2 separate regions of the Homo sapiens genome follow, and region 2 is linked to region 1. A link is an interaction called in ENCODE POLR2A ChIA-PET data of the cell type or tissue named here. Cell type or tissue: PC-9. All regions are shown on one strand. Each heading gives the region's core, and the rest is flanking DNA. Links, peaks and the distances in the headings are about the cores only.

Region 1 (5,388 bases), core at 208-5,207:
GATGGTCTCGATCTCCTGACCTTGTGATCCACCCGCCTCGGCCTCCCAAAGTGCTGGGATTACAGGCACGAGCCACTGCACCTGGCCCTTGATTTTTCATTAAGTGTTGCCTTGTTAGATCCTGTATTATTTTTCTTATTCAGCTATAGTTTGAATTATGCCTTTGAAATCGTATACAAATTGTTATTTCTCACAGAGGGGTTTTGTTCCATTAAAAAATTTATGGGGGATGTCCAATAGGGGGATTCTGTAAGATTGGCTTTGAAATATTTTGGTCGCATTAATACAAAAACAGCATCCTCTTTGTCTTACCATAGAAGTACCATGTCAAGATACTGCATTATCTAAGACCCATACAAAGAGAAAGCCTCATGACAAGTGTGCAAATTGCTGGTGAAAATATAGTAACAGAGGTCACAAACTATACTTTCTATGAAAGTAGACACTGACTTTAGAACCAAGATTTTAATGCACACTAAGCAAGGCCTTTTATTGCCAGAAATTGCAGAACAGGGTTCGAGAATTGATGTGCGAGGCTGCAAACATTTATTGTTGTTTTATCCATTGTGAAAAAGGGTATCAGTTTAGCATAAGAATATACATGAGTAAATACAATTTATTTTTAATGAAAAGTTCCATTGCCATGTGAAGAGGGAAATGAGTGGTAGTGGAGACCTCTGTGCTACTCAGTCTCAGGTAAACTGAGTTTGTATTTTTTGGGTTTATCACTCTTTTCTCTTACCAAGATCTTGTACTCTGGAGACAAGGAGATAAAGCACAATGCTACAGCCTTCATGGTAAAGTCAGAGCATGACTATAAAGCAGAATTAACAGGTAGTCAGATTTGGAACTAACAAAGACCTATAAAATTTTTCTTTAAAATCGCTACTTACAGGTCACTGAACTATCAGTCATGCTAACATCCTTTTATTCCTATAGACAGTGGCTCAATGGCACCAGACCAAAAAACAAACAAACAAACAAACACACAAAATAGAGAAGTAGAACCACCACAGTGAGGCTCCATCAATTTATAGGTTTCTTAGACAAATTTTTAAATAACACAGAGCTTTAATATACAGGTGGGGATGATGTATTCCAGCACAGCCATTCTAACTTAATATTTTCCAGGCCAAAAAAAAAGATAAAATGATTAAAATACAACAAGGCTATACAGACTTCTGTTAAACTATCCAGCAACATCCAGCTTACATGAGAAACTGCTTTTTTTAAATTAAAAATAATTATACCTATTCATGTGGTACACAGTGAAATTCCATACATATAATGTATATTGATCAAATCAGGGTAATTAGCACATTCATCATCTCAAATATTTATCATTTCCTTTGTGTTGAAAACATTAACTATCTGCCTTCTAGTTATTTGAAACTACATCACACATTATTGCTAACTATAGTTATCCCACGTGGTATAGAACACTAGAACCTATTCCTACTACCTAGATGTAATTTTGATTCCTTGAGGACTGGACCCAAAGACCTCCAAGGATCCATCTCACTTGATAGTGTTGGGCAGAGGAAAGTTGAAACATGCAGCATTTTATAAAGGATCTGCAATCACTACCATCTGCGGCCTCTCCCAGTTTCTGCCTTGCCTCTCTTCCTACTTTTTATATTCAAATCCAGTCCATCCTGATTCTTCTGGAAGAGGCACAGTTGCTGATAAATGTTATAGTCATGGCCCTCCTTTTCTGCCTTCTCTTTCCTCTTCTTCATCCCAAAGATTTCTAAACTTATTATCCCCAAATTCAAAATATCCCCCCAAAAGAAGGCAGGAAGTCTAATGAAATGTTTGAATCCAATGAACCAATGCATGGATAAAAAGAGAGTAAGCACCTGAAGTGCTGCATGGTGATAACTCGCCCAGCTCAACAGGTCAAACTCCCTCAATCCATGCAATATGATAGATACCTCTAAAACATCGACCGCAAGAGGTCATATTAGAGAGCGTAAAACACTAAGGTTGATCCTCCTTTTGGGACCTGAGGTGGACTAAGCTATGTGTCTTACCAAGAAAAGGAATCACCACGGAATGTTTTTAATCAGACGGTGAGGAGACAAGAAGTCCAGTTCCCTAGTTTATGAATGGAAACCGTGGCACAAGAGAAGTGAAATAGCTTGCCTGCTAAAAATCAAAAAGTGAGTTAGAAGCAGAACTAGGAGAATTCACATGCTCCATCTACCACACCATATCGCCTTCACCATCTTCTTGTTCTTTTATTCTCTCTGTTACAGTCTCAGGGGCTGGGCTTTGATCCACAGGAATTTACGCTAGGATCAGAAGGAGAATGCTAGGGGAGATCCCACGTTAACAATGGCTGTCTTCCCACTTCAGACAGTAAAATAAGCATTAGGTCTTTTCTGAGTGCTCCAAGGTTAGACATAGGTAATAAGCACACTGCAGTTGAGTGGTTTTCACAACACTAGACATGAAGAAGCCTCAGGGCCGTTTCTGGAGTGAGCAAGAAGATGCTCAGCCACGCTCCAGAGCCCAGACTCCTTATTTCAGTCAGAACACCTCAAACTCTGCCATTTTATACATCACACTTCTTATTAAGGTTCACTTGAACAGAGTCCCCAGCTACGGAACACAACTGATGTACTAAAAATGTACTAGGATTTTGCAAAAGAAGACACGACTTTAAGGATTAGATTATTTTGTTTTATTTTTGTAAAAATTAAGAGCAGTCATTTCACATTTCTGGGCCACAATTTCACTATATATCAGGTGGGTTAACAATTAAATCGCAAATGCCAAGTAAAAAAAAGAGACAGTGTATTGCAAATGTGCTTTGTAGCAGTAAAGCTCTTGCAAATCATGAATGTTACCACATGATCCTGTTAGAGACAGGCCCGCAGCTTTATAAAAAGAGGGAAGCTAGATAAAAGGAGGCTGACCTTGGAGAGCCTAAGTAACTTACGGTTGGTGTGATTTTATCCTGAGGGGTTATGGGACTTTCTAGCCCTGACAGTTTTCAGATGAGCTATTAGTTAATTGAGGTTTTGCACTGAGGATAAATAGAGGGATTGTAGAGGAATTTATATTGTGCATGTGTGTTGTTTGTTTCCTGAGATTCCTGGTACTGAGTCATCATTGTGTATATAAGGCAGACAGGAAGACAGAAGGAGGGAATGCATTTGCAGAAACATATCTACGTGCCTTCCTTTCCAGGCTTATCACTTGCCCTACATTTTCTAAGCTCCAACTGGGCTGAACATTTCCAGTTCCTGTAATATATATGCTTAAATGCTCTGAAAAGCCCCCTCTGACCTCTCCAGGAGAATATTGGAGCACCTTCCGCTAGGCATCCATACAGCCTTGTTCATAGATTCATTATCATATTTATCACATATTCTTGTCGTTATGGCTTTACACATCTTTTTCTTACAGTAGAAGTCCCTTGTGGTGTGAGAAAGGGTATAAACTGTGTTCCCCTTGATTGTAATCTGCAGTGTCCTGCATTCAGTAGGGGCTTAACAATTGTTGGTTTGATGAAGTTTACAATAAATAAGTAAATTTTAATAACTGATACAAACTAGCTCACAAGTGACTGTGGATTTCCTCAATTTGTAAGCTGGACTCTGACAAACATCCCAATATGGAAGAGTTAATTGATTGAATAGATCACCAGATGGAATACCAGATAGCTAAACTTTTGTGGAACGAGAATAGATGCCCCTGAATTTCATTAGTCTTCAAATATTGGCCCCTATTTCCAATTTTTTTAAAAATATCGTTACTTACTCAGCTGCCTTCCCTAGATTCCGTAGACTCCCATATGTCTTATTAAATTAAAGGCAAAATCATTAAGGCCAATATAAACTCTGTATGGAACTAGTGAAATGTTACGTTGCTTCTTTTCTTGAGATCTCCTAGAACTGGTCCAGGAGCACTTAGGGACAAGCTCAGACCCACCTCTCTCAAAGGTAATGATACTCCTGCATGTGTTTCCTCCCTATCCAGTCTGATATCCAGTCCTTATCTACCCACTTTCTCTAACTGAGATACAGAGACAGGGATGGAAATGGTGATTAGTAACAGCATGGCATAAATATTATTTAAGACATAAAAACAGATAACAACATAGAAATAATCTGGCAGAGTGGTGAAAAGTATGGGATCCAGAACTAGATTGCCTGGTTTTGAACCTGAACTCTGCCACTTATGAGCTGGTTTGACCTTAGGCAAGTTACTTACCATCTTTATAACTTGGTTTTCTCGTTGGTGAAAATGAGAAGGACCACGTCATCACAGGGTTGTTGTGAGAATTAAGTCAACTTTAATACAGAATATACATGTCTGGCAGATATTAAGTCCTCCACAAATGGAAACAAATACAACATAAAACATTAAAATATGATGTAGTAAAATGTGATACAATGCAATAAAATACAATATAATGGCAGGCTGTACTGTACACAGATGGTCACGACAGTGTCTCTTGCCCACAAACTTGTCTGGAGCCTTACTACAACCCCAACAACAAAGGTGGAGACTAACCCCCTGTCTTTGAGCCCAGGTGGACCTCAATCAACAGTGTATAGTAGAAAGGACACTCTGTGTAAGTTCTAAAACTAAGTCATAACAATGCTGGCATTTCTACCTTTCTCTCTTGTGATACTTGGCCTTGGAACTCATCCACCATGCTGTAAGAAAGCCCTAGGAGCCTGTAGAGGAACTCACATTAAGAGAAACTAAGGTCCTGACACACAACTCTAGTCGCACTTCTAACACCAAACTGCCAGCCATGAGTAAAGCATCTTGAAAGTGAATCCTCTGCACCCAAATCGAGGCACATGGGCTCATTTCACAGAACAGAGTTAAGCTATTTTCATGGAGTACTATCAAAATTGCAGATATGTGAGTAAGGTAGACATTACTAAGCTTTGGGATAATTTATCAAGCAGAAATAAATGGCTGATACAGATACAGATGGAGATAAAATTGTATTTATATGAACCAGTACTTATCCCTTCTGTCAAAAGGGAGTGCTTGTTTTGCCTCAACCTACACATTAATAATTTAAACAAAGCTTACTTTTTTTTCTAAAGGCTTTTATAGCTTACAAAGAATTTTCTTTTTTTTTTTTAATGTTTTTTTTTTTAATTATACTTTAAGTTTTAGGGTACATGTGCACATTGTGCAGGTTAGTTACATATGTATACATGTGCCATGCTGGTACGCTGCACCCACTAACGTGTCATCTAGCATTAGGTATATCTCCCAATGCTATCCCTCCCCCCTCCCCCGACCCCACCACAGTCCCCAGAGTGTGATATTCCCCTTCCTGTGTCCATGTGATCTCATTGTTCAATTCCCACCTATGAGTGAGAATATGCGGTGTTTGGTTTTTTGTTCTTGCGA
Region 2 (5,388 bases), core at 110-5,109, 440 kb after region 1:
TTTGTTTCTTTGTTTTGTTTTGTTTTTGTTGTTGTTTGTTTGTTTGTCTGTCTGTTTTTGAGACAGAGTTTCGCTCTTATCTCCCAGGCTGGAGTGCAATGGCACAATCTCAGCTAACTGCAACCTCTGCCTCCCGGATTCAATCGATTCTCCTGCCTCAACCTTTGGAGTAGCTGGGATTACAGGCATCTGCCACCACACCCAGCTAAATTTTGTATTTTTAGTAGAGACGGGATTTCACCATGTTGGCCAGGCTGGTCTCAAACTCCTGACCTCAGATGATCCACCTGCCTTGGCCTCCCAAAGTGCTGGGATTACAGGCGTGAGCCACCACACCTGTAATCCCAAACAGAGGGGATTACACCACACCTGTAAAGCCCAAACAGAGGTTTTTAAAGATCTAAGTTCTAATCTCAAAATCTGCTTTTGATGCACAATGAGAAAGCATGTAGATGCTCGTTTACTCATTTGTGTGTCATTTACTTATCTTCCAACACTTTTTCCTTGGCCTAATCCACATTGTCGGCATTCCTCTCCACTTGGCTGCCTTTGAGAGCTTATCACTCTCTCCCTTGATCACCACTGTCTTTGTTCTGGCAGAAGCTCATGACCTCTCATCTGGATTCTTTCTGAAGCATTTGGCACTCTGTTGAGGTAGATGGAGTAGGTTTCACTATTCCTAATTTCTTCCAAATGAAGAATGTGAAGCTTAGGGAGGCAGAATGACTTGCCCAAGGTCATAGCTGGTAAATGGTAGGGTAGCAATGTTGAAAGGTGCTTGGCTGTGTATTGGCTGTCTAATGTTACCAAAGTCCCTTTCCACTGCTAACCAGACCTCTTGATGGGAAATGAATTTGCTGATGATAGTTTGGGAGAAGTTTTCTAACTTCTCAAAAATTGTGGTAATTATTATTATTATTATTATTATTATTTGAGACAGAATCTTGGTCTGTTGGCAGGCTGGAGTGCAGTGGCATGATCTCGACTCACTGCAACCTCTGCCTGCCAGGTTCAAGTGATTCCCCTGCCTCAACCTCCAGAGTAGCCTGGGATTACAGGTGCCCGCCACCACATCCAGCTAATTTTTTATATATTTTAGCAGAGATGGGGTTTCACCATGTTGACCAGGATAGTCTGAATCTCCTGACCTCATGATCCACCAGCCTCGGCCTCCCAAAGTGCTGGGATTACAGGCATGAGCCACCGCGCCTGGCCAAATTGTGGTAATTTATAATCTACTACTACAGAGTGCTAAGCATAGAGGGTAGGGATGGGAGAAGAAGAGATAGAAAACGAGAAGGGGTGACTATAAGGTGAACGCCCTCATTCTTAGTATCTGGGTAAATACGCTGGGATTTCCAAATGAAATTTCTCTATAAATCCAGCCCCTGTCCCATCCCCACTATCATGAAGATCTCTATTTCTATATTCCCAGGGTAGACACATTGGAATTATCTTTTATTCTCCCCTCTCTCACCCATCCCTTTACTCTGCCCCCTGCCATCTAGTTATTGCCAAATTCTCAGGATTATAAACCAGCAATGCCTCTTCTGTCCACTTCCTTCTTGCCATCCCCTCTGCCACTGACTGCTCTTCTTCCATTTTATATTTTGGTAGCTGCCCAAAGGTCCACCTTCCTTATCTCTGTTCCTCCCTCCTTCCTTCCTGTAATGCTGCTAAACAAATCTTTTTAAAATATGTAGCTAATAATTCCACTGCCCAGAAAAGTTCAGTGGCTCTGCCATGACTTCACAGCAGAGTGTGTCTCCTGCCCTTTCCTGCTTTGTTGCCCTTGTTCACGCTGTGCCCTTCAAAGGGAATCCCCTTCCCCTACTGCCACTCAATATCCAAATCATATGCAACTTTCAACATTGAGCATGAATGGTTCTTTATCCATAAAATCTTCTTTGATACCTTCCCACCACACCTAAGCTGGAAACAATTCTTCCTCTTCCTCTTAGACTCTCCAAAATCTTTTTATTTTTTTTTTTGAGAAAGAGTCTTGCTCTTTCACCCAGTCTGGAGTGCAGTGGTGCCATCTCAGCTCACTGCAACCTCCGCTTCCTAGGTTCGAGCAATTCTCCTGCCTCAGCCTCCCCAGTAGCTGAGACTACAGGTGTATGCCATCATGCCCGGCTAATTTTTGTATTTTTAGTGGAGACAGAGTTTCACCATGTTGGCCAGGCCTGTCTTGAGCTCCTGACCTCAGGTGATCCGCCCGCCTTGGCCTCCCAAAGTGCTGGGATTACAGGCATGAGCCAACACTCCCGGCCCAAAATTTTATTTTTCTACTTGTAACTGTATATTTAGTTGCCTAATTGTTTGGCTATGGTCTACTTCCATCAAGTCCTGTGTAAGTTCCATAATGACATTGACCATGTCTTTTTTGGTCACAGTTGTATGACTAGGACATAGTGTCTGTGACCAGTATAATCATGAGTTTTGTGTCCAAACAAAGCTCATAAGGGGAATTCAGAATATCTTGAAAACCTGCTAAAATGATTCCAATAGTAATGCTTTTTTACCCCCACCTCTTCAGCCTGACCCCTGATGAGGGCTACGGTATTCACTTTCTATCTTTCATTAAAGTTATTTGAATGTGGGTGCCTCTCTGCCATCTAGACTAAACTCTTAAAGGACTGGACCTTACCTAATTTATCTGTTTCTCTACCCATCCTGCCACACTACTCATGCCCCGCTAACTTTGACCACATCATGAATTCAGGAAGTAAACAATGAATGAAGTCAATGCTATGCAGGATGACATCTTGTAAATGTAAAAAATGTTGCCTTCCTTTTGGTGTTTTAGTCATGAAGTCCTTGCCTGCGCCTATGTCCTGAATGAACAAGCAACCTACAGAATGGGAGAAAATTTTTGCAATCTACCCATCTGACAGTGGGCTAATATCCAGAATCTACAAAGAACTTAAACAAATTTACAAGAAAAAAACAAACAACCTCATCAAAAAGTGGGCAAAGGATGTGACAGACACTTCTCAAAAGAAGACATTTATGCAGCCGACAGACACATGAAAAAATGCTCATCATCAGTGGTGCAGAGAAATGCAAATCAAACCACAATGAGACACCATCTCACACCAGTTAGCATGGTGATCATTAAAAAGTCAGGAAACAACAGATGCTGAGGAGGATGTGGAGAAATAGGAATGCTTTTACACTCTTGGTGGGAGTATAAACTAGTTCAACCATAGTGGAAGACAGTGTGGCAATTCCTCAAGGATCTAGAACTAGAAATACCATTTGACCCAGTGATCCCATTCCTGGGTATATACCCAAAGGATTATAAATCGTGCTACTATAAAGACACATGCACACGTATGTTCACTGTGGCACTATTCACAATAGCAAAAACTTGTAACCAAACCAAATGTCCACCAATGATAGACTAGATTAAGAAAATGTGGCACATATACACCATGGAATACTGTGCAGCCATAAAAAAGGATGAGTTCATGTCCTTTGCAGGGACATGGATGAAGATGGAAACCATCATTCTGAGCAAACTATCACAAGGACAGAAAACCAAACACCACATGTTCTCACTCATAGGTGGGAACTGAAAAATGAGAACACTGGGACACAGGGCAGGAAACACACGGGGGCCTGTCGTGGGGTAGGGGGCAGGGGGAGGGATAGCATTAAGAGAAATACCGAATGTAAATGACAAGTTAATGGGTGCAGCAAACCAACATGGCACATGTACACCTATGTAACAAACCAGCACGTTGTGCATATGTACTTTAGAACTTAAAGTATAATTAAAAGAAAGAAAGAAAGAAATGTTGCCTTCCTTTGCCTAGAGCAAGCTTGGCTTTGGAATATTTAGACAGTTCAATCCCTTACCTCTGCCAGAGAGAGTCCTTTTGATAAAGAGAATACTTGGTTATATTTTTAAAAAGTTTCAAAGCAAGGGCCAAACATTTCAAAAGGCAAGCAGATGGGCCCTGCAGGTAGCATTCACTGACTAACTAGGATGCTTTCAACTGCCTGTGCTAAAATTGGTGCTAGGGGCTAATGTCCTGCTTGTCTTGCCTCATTAGAAAGTCTTTCTCTTTCTAAGATGTGTTTCAGGGAAAAAAAGAGAAATGAGGGGGAGAGAAAAAGACAGCGTTGGGTTGCCACTGGAGGGAACTGGATCTAGAGATGAAGCATGTAGTTGAAGACCGGACTGATCATTTCACCTTTCATCTCTTTATTACTGCTCCACACTCCCGTGTCAAACGTCAAGCTGCATTTCCTCTGAGGATCCTTCCAAAGAAAAGAGCTTGCCCTTTTTTTTTTCACCGCCCCTCAGCTTCCAAAGGCGTTTCTGATCTCTTTAGCTAGAACTAGCTGAGGAGGGCCACGACCTCTTTCTTTCCTGCCGCTCTGAGGAGGAGCAGAAAGTGGAGTAGGTGATGGGCAGGTGACCTACCTTACAGCAGGAGTGGGGGAGTGCTTTGCCCAAATTAGCATCACAGAGAGGGTTCCCAGGCTTTCCTTCCCACCAGATTCTGGCATCAGTCTGGTGAGCAGCGGTAGTCTAAAGCTGAGGCTGTGGGGATGCAGGACAGAGGTGGAAGTAGTATCGTAGTTAACTTACCGTTCTACACGCTGAGCGAAGACAGGGAGGAGAGCAACACTGTAGCAAGTAACAGTTAAGAGTGGATCATCCTAAATCCACACACAAACATCTACTGAAGCCGTGGTCCAAAGCTGGCTTGGGGTCTTAAAAAACTGGCTTGGAAAGGAGCATTTGTTACCAGTTTTCCTCTAAGAGGATGAGTGAGAATTTATCCATTCACTTGGACAAAGCATAGCTGTAATCTTTGTGCTTCCTTTTGTTGAAAGAACACTGAGTTCAGAGCTGCTTGGCTATTGGCGCATTGATCTCAACCTCATTTTTTCTCTCTCTCTCTCAGAGAATAACACTGAATTAAAAGGCAATTCAAGTCCTGCCAAGAGGGATTGTGATTATCTGATCCAGGGGCCCTGGTCACACTATGAATTATTGGCCACTCTTGACCTTTCTCTGTTAAGACATTGACAAAAAGAAAAGACATCTAGTTTAAAACTGGGACTTAAACGCTGGTCCGTGAAAAAGTGTAGATCATGTTAGATGAACAACAAATATTTCCCCTTCTTCATGAAGAGATGACAAGGGGATGGGAGCAGGAGTTTCTACCTCAACATACCACAGTGCCCACCCTAGAGAAATGACTCCTACCAGCAGATATTGGACCAGGGAAAGGTCCAATGTGTATCTTGGACATTGGACCAGGGAAAGGTCCAATGTGTATCTATGCACTCCACAGATACATAGCACACAGACATACCACCGCTCTAGCAAAGACATCACAGAAGAGCTCTAACAGAAACAAGGGACTA

The links. ChIA-PET counts read pairs that join two places held together with the same protein. Peaks named below come from ENCODE experiments on the same cell type or tissue, not always from the same donor. Only the 100,000 strongest peaks of a DNase experiment are listed, where the experiment ranks them.
Region 2: POLR2A ChIA-PET joins it to region 1 with 9 read pairs; 1 of 35 experiments calls an interaction of 5 or more read pairs at or near these places.

Annotation. Positions count from the first base shown.
Region 1 is chr3:188,544,996-188,550,383 of GRCh38, reverse strand. The region is part of intron 6 of LPP (LIM domain containing preferred translocation partner in lipoma); the gene reads right to left. Among named protein-coding and RNA genes, the nearest start is that of LPP-AS1, 21 kb to the left of the region's middle. In PC-9, for the core only: no CTCF peak of the experiment used is centred there; a DNase peak (open chromatin) is centred at 3,103; H3K27ac peaks cover 826 bases.
Region 2 is chr3:188,106,552-188,111,939 of GRCh38, reverse strand. No RefSeq gene overlaps it. Among named protein-coding and RNA genes, the nearest start is that of LPP-AS2, 45 kb to the left of the region's middle. In PC-9, for the core only: no CTCF peak of the experiment used is centred there; a DNase peak (open chromatin) is centred at 2,729.